2 separate regions of the Homo sapiens genome follow, and region 2 is linked to region 1. Evidence: read pairs that join two places in POLR2A ChIA-PET (ENCODE). Cell type or tissue: OCI-LY7. All regions are shown on one strand. Each heading gives the region's core, and the rest is flanking DNA. Links, peaks and the distances in the headings are about the cores only. Region 1 has its middle 6.7 kb from the start of FBXL14. Region 2 overlaps ERC1 (ELKS/RAB6-interacting/CAST family member 1).

What was found. ChIA-PET counts read pairs that join two places held together with the same protein. Peaks named below come from ENCODE experiments on the same cell type or tissue, not always from the same donor. Only the 100,000 strongest peaks of a DNase experiment are listed, where the experiment ranks them.
Region 2: POLR2A ChIA-PET joins it to region 1 with 6 read pairs; 5 of 35 experiments call an interaction of 5 or more read pairs at or near these places.

Annotation. Positions count from the first base shown.
Region 1 is chr12:1,598,628-1,604,007 of GRCh38, forward strand. No RefSeq gene overlaps it. Among named protein-coding and RNA genes, the nearest start is that of FBXL14, 6.7 kb to the left of the region's middle. In OCI-LY7, for the core only: no CTCF peak of the experiment used is centred there; a DNase peak (open chromatin) is centred at 3,154; H3K4me3 peaks cover 1,182 bases; H3K27ac peaks cover 758 bases.
Region 2 is chr12:1,006,196-1,011,575 of GRCh38, forward strand. All of the region lies in intron 1 of ERC1 (ELKS/RAB6-interacting/CAST family member 1), which reads left to right. Among named protein-coding and RNA genes, the nearest start is that of ERC1, 18 kb to the left of the region's middle. RefSeq lists enhancers at 1-355, 356-856. In OCI-LY7, for the core only: no CTCF peak of the experiment used is centred there; no DNase peak of the experiment used is centred there.

The sequences.
Region 1 (5,380 bases), core at 223-5,222:
TGAGCCCAGGAGTTCAAGATCAGCCTGGGCAACATGGCAAGACCCCATCTCTCTTATAAAAAATTGTGCAGCTGCTATGGAAAACGGTATGGCCATTTCTCAAAAAATTAAAAATAGAGCTACCGTATGATTCAGCAATTCTGTTTCTAGGTATGTACCTAAAAGAATTGAAAGCAGGGGTTCGAAGAGCTATTTGTACATCCATGTTCATAGTAATGATATTCGTAATACCAAAAGTTAGAAGCAACCCGAATGTCTATTGACAAATGAATGGATAAACAAATCATGGTATATACTCACAAGGGAATATTATTCAGCCTTGAAAAGGAAGGAGATTCTGACACATAGTGAGACATGGATGAACCTTAAGGACACTGTGCTAAGTTAGTAAGCCAGTCACAAAAGGAGAAATACTGTACAATTCCACTTATATGAGGTATCTAGAGTAGTCAGAATTATAGAAACAGAAAAAATAATCATTGCTAGGGGCTGGGGAGAGGGCTGATGCAGAATGGGGAGTTGTTTAATGGATATAGAGTTTCAGTTTTACAAGATGGAAAAGTTCTGAAAATTGGTTGCACAATATTGTGAATATACCTAACACTTCTGAGCTATGCACTTAAAGATGGACCAGGCGCGGTGGCTCACGCCTGTAATCCCAGCGCTTTGGGAGGCTGAGGCGGGCAGATCACCTGAGGTCAGGAGTTCGAGACCAACCTGACCAACATGGAGAAACCTCGTCTCTACTGAAAATACAAAATTAGGCGGGCGTGGTGGCTCACACCTGTAATCCCAGCACTTTGGGAGGCTGAGGCAGGCAGATCCCCTGAGGTCAGGAGTTTGAGGCCAGCCTGACCAACATGGAGAAACCTCGTCTCTACTAAAAATACAAAATTAGCCGAGTGTGGTGGCACATGCCTGTAATCCCAGCTACTCGGGAGGCTGAGGCAGGAGAATCACTTAAACCCGGGAGGTGGAGGTTGCGGTGAGCCAAGATCGTGCCATTGCATTGCAGCCTGGGCAATAAGAGCAAAACTTCGTCTAAAAAAACCAAAACCAAACAAACAAAAAAAGGTTAAGATGACAAATTTTACGTTGTGTGTACTTTACAATTAAAAATTTAAAAAAGATTTTAGCAGGACAAACATTTTGAAATAAAGATAGAAAAAAAGAGAGAAAAATAGGTGAAAAGTATTCTTACATCAACAGATTGCCGGGAACCCCCTGAGATATTTGAGATGTTCCCCCAAATTATTAGCTTGCTGTATCTTGTAAATGTAGGCTTAGGATCATCTTTATCCACTACCGTAAAAATAAGGGCTTGTGATCTGGGTAGCCAGAGCCTTCCCGTGAGGGTGAATGTGTGCTATATTGTCCACACTGGGAAACCCACGGAGGTGAAAGGGGGTGCTGTACTATTAGTATTCACGCCCGATGGATGGTCACGCCCTTTTACTCTTGAAATCGGGTTGCCATTTGTAATTTGTTATTTGCAGCTTTTGAGTGTTAACTATAATAGGTGTTTTTGTAGTTTCAGGCACCCAACCAAAGAATCAGAAATACGGTAATAGAATAATCTCAGATATCAGGTATTGTTTGTTCAATGTTGACAAACACCTTAGGTACTTGTTACAAAACAGGTAGATAGAACAACTCTAGGAAAATAAAGTGTGTTGTAAATGTAGCCATTTCCAGGTCACCGAACACTTAGAAAGACGGGTTTTCAATTTATTCAATCATTCAGGCTGGGCAGGGTGGCTGTAATCCCAGCACTCTGGGAGGCCAGGGTGGGAGGATTGCTTGATCCCAAGAGTTTGAGACCAGCCTAGGCAACATAGCAAGGTCCCATCTCTACAAGAAATAAAAATAAAAATAATTAGCCAGGCGTGATGGCATGCACCTGTAGTCCCAGCTAGTCAGGAGGCTGAGGCAAGCGGGAAGACCGCTGGGCCAGGAGGTCAAGGCTGCAGTGAACTGTGCTTGCCCCCCTGCACTCCAGCTTGGGTGACAGAGCCAGACCATCTCTCGAGAAAAAAAATTCAGGAAAATATTAATACAAATTATATACATTGCTCTGTGCTATGAAATAAACAAAGATGTAGAAGATTACGTTTTTGCCTTTAAGAACTTGGGATCCAGCAGGTGAGCTAGAAAATACCTGTGACAGTGACAGTATTTGTTAGTGTTATAAGTGCCAGCAGAGTGATAGAAATAAAGTTCTCAGTTTGGAGGATCCATAGTGAAACCTAGAATTTGAATAGGTGTTGATGGGAAGAATGTCATTACATTATAGTGGAAATTTTTTTAGAGAATAGGCTGAAGTTTTATATTGTTTAGAAAAAAATAAGAACATTACAATAGCAACCATGTATTGTCATACATTGTTATGGATCTTCCATATTGAGGCATCAGTTAATCTAAAAAATCTAAAAAATCACTTTCCTAAAGAATTCTTGGCTTTTATTTTTCCCAAGAATAAGAGATCTGGCTGGGCACGGTGGATCATTCCTGTAATCCCAGCATTTGGGGAGGCTGAGGTGGGAGGATCACTTGAGCCCAAGAGTTCGAGATCAGCCTGGGCAACACAGGGAGACCCTATCCCTACAAAATTAAATTTAAAAAATTAGCCAGACACAGTGGTGCGCACCTGTAGTCCCAGCTATTCACGAGGCTGAGGTAGGAGGATAGTTTGAGCCCAGGAGGTCGAGGCTGCAGTGAGCCGTGATCACACCAGTGCACTCCAGCCTGGGTAACAGAGAGAGAGAGGAGAGAGAGAAAAAAGAGAAACCTTTAACTCTTATGTATCTGGAATTGGAAATTCAGTATCTGAAGTCAGAAAATTTTAATTCATGGTCTGGACTTTGCAACTGTTTTTACAACCGAGATTGCCTCAAAAAAAAAATTTGTTTTAGTCAGCTCTCTCCTCATTTGCCCCATTCTTCTCTCTAACAATAGAACCAGACAAGGATGGAAAAAGAGGGAAGTTCAGGGTGTCCTGCCTGTGGCGTCCACGTGTGACTCTCCCCTACGTGCCCGTGCTTTCTGTTCCCATTCCCGTGAGCTGCGTTCACACCATACTTGGAGTCTGAAGCTGTGTGTTTGAATCCTTGCCCTCCCACTGTAGTCTGTTGCCTGACCTATGGCAAAGTCACTCAATTCTTTGAGCTTCAATTTCCTCATCTATAAAACGAAAGTGATTGTCGTTCACGGAGCTGTGGTGAGATGCGTTAAGAAAACATCCACGAGAAAGGAAGGGCCTAGTGCATGCCCGGCACATAGTAGGGACCTAGTAAATGCTGTTTTTGTTTTTTTCTTGTATAAAGATGCACTTTGAAAAAGAAAAAAAAAAACCCTTACAGATGTGCCTCAGAATTATACAGATGTACATTTACTGACAGTGACACTTTTTTAAAACTGTACTTCCTGTTTTAAAGAAATGTGCAGGTTCGAAGCTGGGCGCAGTGGCTCATGCCTGTAATCCCAGCACTTTGGCAGGTCGAGGCAGGCGAATCACAAGGTCAGGAATTCGAGACCAGCCTGGCTAACTTGGTGAAACCCCGTCTCTACTAAAAATACAAAAAATTAGCCAGGCGTAGTGGTGGGTGCCTGTAATCTCAGCTACTCGGGAGGCTGAGGCAGGAGAATAGCTTGAACCTGGGATGTGGAGGTTGCAGTGAGCGAGATCACTCCACTGCACTCCAGCCTGGGTGACAGAGCGAGACTCTGTCTCAAAAAGAAAAAGAAATGTACAGGTTCAAGGACTGGAAACATAACAAAAGCGTAGGCGCATAAGAGAATGATCTTTCAGGTAGAGCCAGCCATGTGTTTGCATCTTATCTTCTCCTCTGTAAGTCAGGAAGGGTAGCATGTTCCATTCATGCGCAAAGAAATAGTCCAGAACTCCTCTTCTGCCAGACATCCATCCGTCCTGTGGCCTTGGACCTATGGTTTCACTACCAACTCTTACTCTTTCTTTTTTCTGAGACAGAGTCTTACCTTGTCGCCCAGGCTGGAGTGCAGTGGCGTGATCTCGGCTCACGGCAACCTCCTCCTCCCGGGTTCAAGCGATTCTCCTGCCTCAGCCTCCCGAGTAGCTGGGATTACAGGCACCTGCCACCACGCCTGGCTGACTTTTGTATTATTAGTAGAGATGGGGTTTCACTATGTTGGCCGGGCTGGTCTTGAACTCCTGACCTCAGGTGACCCACCCGTCTCAGCCTCCCAAAGTGCTGGGATTATAGGCGTGAGTCATTACGCCTGGCCCAACTGTTACTCTTTCTTTTGCTTAGCGTGGTGATTCTGAAGCTTGACTAGGCATCAGAATAAACTTGAGGGCTTCCTGATGCAGGACATCTGGGGAGAGGCCTGAGAATTTGCGTTTCTCACATTGCTGTCAGCATCACCTGGGAACTGGGGATCACAGAACTGAGAATCGCTGGTAGAACCTCCTAGTACCCACCTTTTTTTTCCTTCTTTAAAACTTTTGTTAAATTATACTTCTTAAAAGCTCTCTCTTTTTTGGCAAAATTAAAATCCTGTAGGACAAAACTATAGTCCCCCGCCCCCCTCCATCTTCTGTCGTTTAGATCATGAGCTCCTCTGATACAAAGGTTGAAATTTTCTCCAGTGGTATGGTGGAAAGAACTTAGGTTTTACAGTCAGATGAATTCTAGGATAAAATCTTGACTCTGTCACTTATTAGCTCTATGACTTTGGACAAATTATTTAACCACTAAGAGGCTCCATTATCTCATCTATGAAATGGAACTAGTGATTTCCAAATCTTGGGAGTTTTGTGAGGGTTGACTGGGGTAATGTGTGTAACCTCCTAGTATGGTGACAGACCGTAATGAAAACAGCCTAATGTTTACAGAGCATTGATTGAGCAGTAGGCCTTCTTTTAAGGTCTTTACATTTATGAACTTCCCTAATTGTGACAACAGCTCATTTTACAGCCTATGAAGAGGGTTCATTACTATCTCCATTTTACAGATGAAGAAAGTACAGCCCAGAGAAGGGACTGGCTCAAGACCAAACAGCTGGCCGAACTGGAATTTGAATTCTGTGATCTGGATCTAGAGCCCATATCCCAGCCACCATGCTTTGCTGTGTTAACAGTATAAGTTTAGCAGTCCGCCTTGCTAGGATGCAGTTACTCTATGATGCCACGTAAAGAGAGGTCCATGACACAGACAGATAAATGCCACATGTTCTCACTCATGTGTGGGAGCTAAAAACAACTGAGCTCATAGAAACAGAAGTAGGGGTGAGGCACTGTGGCTCACGTCTGTAATCCCAGCACTTTGGGAAGCCAAGGCGGGTGGATCACTTGAGGTCAGGAGTTCGAGACCAGCCTGGGCAACATGTGGAGACCCCCATC
Region 2 (5,380 bases), core at 250-5,249, 590 kb before region 1:
ATCCACCCGCCTCGGCCTCCCAAAGTGCTGGGATTACAGGCATGAACCACTGCACCTGGCCAGTATTATTACTATTTTTTGAGACAGATTTTTCTCGCTCAGGCTGGAGCTCATTGCAGCCTCGAATTCTTAGGCTTAATCAATCCTTCTGCTTCAACCTTCCAAGTAGCTGGGACTGTAGGCATGCGCCAGCATGCCTGGCAAATTTTTTTTTGTTTTTGAGACAGAGTGTTACTCTGTCACCTAGGCGCAATTTCAGCTCACTGTAGTCTTGACCTTCCACTCCTAAGTGATCTACCCACCTTGCCTCCTGCATAGCTGGGACTACAGGGGCGTGCCACCATGCCCAGCTCATTTTTGTAATTTTTTTTGTTTTGTTTTTAAGAGATGGGGTTTTGCCGTGTTGCCCAAGTTGGTCTCAAAACCCTGGGCTCAAGTGATCCCCTCACCTTGGCCTCCCAAAGTGTTGGTATTGCAGGCATGTATCACTGTATCTGGCCTTTTCTTTTTTTATTAGAGACAGGGTCTTGCAGTCCAGGCTGGTCTTGAACTCTTTGGCCTCAAGTGATCTTCTGTCTTGGCCTCCGAAAGCCCTAGGAAACAATTCTTGTAAATAGTATAGCAAAAATGTCTGCTTTATAAATTTTTCATTTTTATAGTTGTTCAAGAGTACATATGTATTTCCTTTTTTCTTTTTCTCGTTCCTCATTCAAAAAATATGGAAAATCTAATATACAATATATATGTGTATATAGTATATATAATATAGTATATATATGGTGTATAGTATATAGTGTATATATAGTATAGTGTGTATATATATGACTCTGTATTGTGTTCCATCTTGGCAGTACAGTGTTTGAGGCACTGTCTCCGCCCTCAGGATGCTGGTGACCAGGGAGGGAGACAGTAAACAGGCAATTACAGTAGAGTGTGATAAGTGTTATTGATACGTGCAAGAACTAGAAGGTTTAAGGAGTGGCCAAAGAGGCTTGAAATTGGGTTTGGATCATGAAGGGCTTTGTAAACCCTGTTAAAATCTGACTTTTACCTTGGAGCAATGGCAAGACTTTGGAGACTTTTGAGTAAAGGAAATAACAGGAGTATATTTGTATTTTACAACAAATGGTTAAGAGGAGGCTATGTGAGGAAGCCAACTAGGAGGCTGTGGACCTGTTCCCACTAAAGCCTAAAAACTAAAGTAGTGACAGTGGGGATAGAGACGCGTACAGAGTTAAAAGCTTTAACAGGACTGGGTAATTCATTCTCTCTCTCTCTCTCTCTCTCTCTCTCTCTCTTTCTCTCTCTCTCACTGGGTAATTCTCTCTCTCTCTCTCTCTCTCTCTGTGTGTGTGTGTGTGTGTGTGTGTGTGTACACACTTTGTGGGGAAAGGACAGTTAGTTGATGGGGAGGAAGAAGACTAAAGTGACTCCCAGACTTTCAGATGGAACCCCTAGGCTAGGAACAGTGCTATTGGGTACAGTAGCCACTAGCCATGTATGGCCATTAAGGTATGTCTAAACTAATTTAAATAAAATAAGATTTAAAATGCAGTTATTCAGTTGCACTAGCCACACAAATATAGAATTACAGACTCTTAAATTCTGTAAATTTCATCCAGAGTACTATGAAGTTATAAATTCAAGAGTATGCACAGAGATTCAAGCAGAAAATAATATCTGGCTACATGTGTTTAACAGCAGTATGGGACTGGTGGCCTCTGTATTGGACAGTGCAGATATAGAACATTTCTGTTACAGAAGGTTCAGTGGGACAGCAGTGGTCTGCAGTTTTTGGTTTCTACTTTCTTTTCCCCGCCAGAGGAGAGTCAGAATAACAGGTGGTTTTCTCTCGTCTCCTAAGAACTTTGGTTCCACAGTATTCTGTTGTGTGATATTGTTACCCAGGGATTCTGCTAGATACCGTTCACTACTGTCAACCACCATCACCCAGTCATCAGGTATAGGACGTTTCTGTAATCAGAGAAGGTTCTTTTGGACGGCACTGAGCTAGAGAGATGGTGATGTCATTCATCGAGCTATTGATGGTTGTGGTGGGACAACAGTAGCTGCCAGAAAGCGCTGTTTATTAGAAATATGAGCCACATATGTAATTAAAAAATTTTTAGTAGCCACATTAAAGAGTAAAAAGAAACAATTGGATTTTATAACTTATTTAACACAGTATGTCCAAAATATGATTTACAACACATTAAAACATTTAAAAATTATTGATCTATTTACATAATTTTTTTTAATTTTTTTGAGACAGGCTCTTGCTATGTTGCCCAGGCTGGTCTCGAACTCCTGGGCTCAAGTGATCCATCCGCTTCAGCCTCCCAAAGTGCTGGGATTACAGGTGTGAGCCACCATGCCCGGCCACATTATTTTTTAATACTAGCTCTTTGAAATCAATTGTATACTTTCATAGTATATCTTAATTGAAATACTAATTTTTTTGTTCTTTCGTTATTTTCAAATGCTTAGTTTTATCAGAAATATTTCATCTGTATTTATATCTGTAAATCATAAAATTTACAGTTGAAAAAGTAGATTTATATGCCCAGGTTATTCCAAACATGCTTAAAACTTTTCCAGTAATGGAATTAAGTATCGGTTTTTAAAGTTTCAATTCCCGTGAAATAAGAATAAAAATTCAGTTCCTCGGTCTCACTAGCCACCTTTCAAGTGCTCAGCACTCAGCAGCTGCATATGGCTAGTGGCTACCATATTGGACAACACAGCTCTGGAATAACTGCTCACTGGATGGTTGGAAATTCAGGTCTGGAGTTTAGGAAAGAGGTAGCAAGACAGAAGTTAGAAGGGAGGAGCTGTGAGGAACATGGGGATTTAAAAAAAGAAGTTTGTGACTTTGAGCAAACTAATTTTAACCTTGGTGCTCCATTTAAAACAAAATCGATAAAAGCATCTTGGTGAGAGTATAATAGTAGATGAATATGCAGTATCTTGTGGTGGTAAAGATTTTTTTTTTTTTTTGAGACAGAGTCTCTCTCTGTCGCCCAGGCTGGAGTGCAGCGGCACTATCTCGGCTCACTGCAAGCTCCGCCTCCCGGGTTCACGCCATTCTCCTGCCTCAGCCTCCCGAGTAGCTGGGACTACAGGTGCCCGCCACCACGCCCGGCTAATTTTTTGTATTTTTAGTAGAGACAGGGTTTCACCGTGTTAGCCAGGATGGTCTTGATCTCCTGACCTCGTGATCCGCCCACCTCGGCCTCCCAAAGTGCTGGGATTACAGGCGTGAGCCACCGCGCCCAGCCAAGATTTTGACTTTAGAGTTTGATAGAGCTGTGTGATCTTGGGCAACTTACTGGGCCTAATACAATCTTTCTCCTTGAAAGGGGTTTGCTGTTGGGATTAAATGAAATATTGTGACAAGTGTTCACTGCATATAATACGTATTTCTTTACTTTTAAGTTGCCATTTCTTTTTGGTGAGGTGTACTATCAACTTAATAATTCATTCTTTTTAGAAAAAAAGAAACATAATTTAGTTATACATGTTAATTATAAGCTGCATCCCAATTCAGAAACTTTAAAATATGAAAAACTGTTTATCTTAAAATATTAATATTGATGAGTGTTCATTATAAACTAGATACTGTGTTAAATGCTTTATATGGTGATGTAAAAGGTTTGATTTTTATAAATATGCAATGTAATATGATATTTTTGTTATAAAGTTTCATTTAAGTAGATTCTGCAATACAAATCTCTTCTGGAAACTTTAAAATGCATGATGGTATAACTCCTTTTTTCAGTTATTTCAGGAACCACTGAATTCTGCTTGAATCTCTTTGGATACTTCTAAATTTATGATTTCTCCAGGCTAAATCTGCAGAATTTGAGTCTGTAATTCTACCTTAGTGAGTACACATATAAAGAATTACTATTTAAAAAACTGCCTTGGTAGAGTTTATTCAGAGAAGCGTGGTAACCGAGGGGAGGAAAATGGACTTTTCCAGGTCGAAGAGAAAGGAAATATTGGCTGGGTGCCATGGCTCATGCCTGTAATCCCAGCAATTTGGGAGGCTGAGGTGGGCAGATCACTTGAGGTCAGGAGTTCGAGACCAGCCTGGCCAACATGGTAAAAACTCATCTCTACTAAAAATACAAAAATTAGCTGGGCGTGGTGGCGGGTGCCTGTAATCCCAGCTATTTGGGAAGCTGAGGCAGGAGAATCGCTTGAACCCGGGAGGAGAGGTTGCAGTGAGCCGAGATCATGCCACTGCATTCCAGCCTGGGTGACAGAGGAAGACTCTGTCTCCAAAAAAAAAAAAAAGAGAAAGGAAATATGATTTTTTTTTTTTTTTTTGACAGAGAGTTTCATTCTTGTTGCCCAGGCTGTAGTGCAATGGCATGATCTCATCTCACTGCAACCTCCACCTCCCAGGTTCAAGTGATTCTCCTGCCTCAGCCTCCTGAGTAGCTGGCATTACAGGTGTGTACCAGCACACCTGGCTAATTTTTTTTTATTATTATTAGAAATGGGTTTTTACCATGTTGGCCAGGCTGGCCTTGAACTCCTGACCTCAGGTGATCCGTCCTTCTTGGCCTCCGAAAGTGCTGGGATTACCGAACCCGGCTGGCTATATGATTTTTGATGCTCTGCAAATTCTTTTCTGAGGTCTTTTTCTTAAGTCTCATCTTCTGGCAGTGTGCCATTCCACCCGTTTCTTGGAGAAGACCAGAAACATGTTTATAATGCGTACCCATGCGTTATATACACAGTGTGTACTAGGAAACCTTACTGCCTTATTTGTGGTAGTTTCAGTAGACCCACTCAGGTCTGAAATAATATTAGGCATTTTACATCCGTATTATTGGAAATAATGAAAAATTTTATATGTGCCAACTGCATTTGGTGATAGCAACTGCAAGTGCTGTGTTGAAAATGACTTTGAGACTAGGTACAAAAGGATGAAGTGTTCACCCTGGAATTACAGTGGCTCTCCTTTTGTTTCTGTTTAAGTCTTCTTAACATTTTTCCTTTTTTTGTTTTTTGAGACAAGGTCTCACTCCGTCACCCAGGCTGGAGTGCAGTGTTGCCATCACCGCTCACTCTCACAGCAGCCTTGACCTTTTGGGCTCAAGCTATCCTCCTACCTCAGCTCCCAAGTAGCTGGGACTACAGGCATGCACCACCATGCCCGGCTAATTAAAAAAATTTTTTTGTAGAGACAGGGTCTCTCCGTATTGCCCAGATTGGTCTCAAACTCCTAGGCTCAAGCGATCTGTCTACCTTGGCCTCCCAAAGTGCCAGGATTACAGGTGTGAGCCACCTTGTTTGGCCAACATTTTCCTTTTTAAATAAGTAGTGTTTACCTGTTTGGAAAATTTTGACAACTATTAGGAAAAAACTA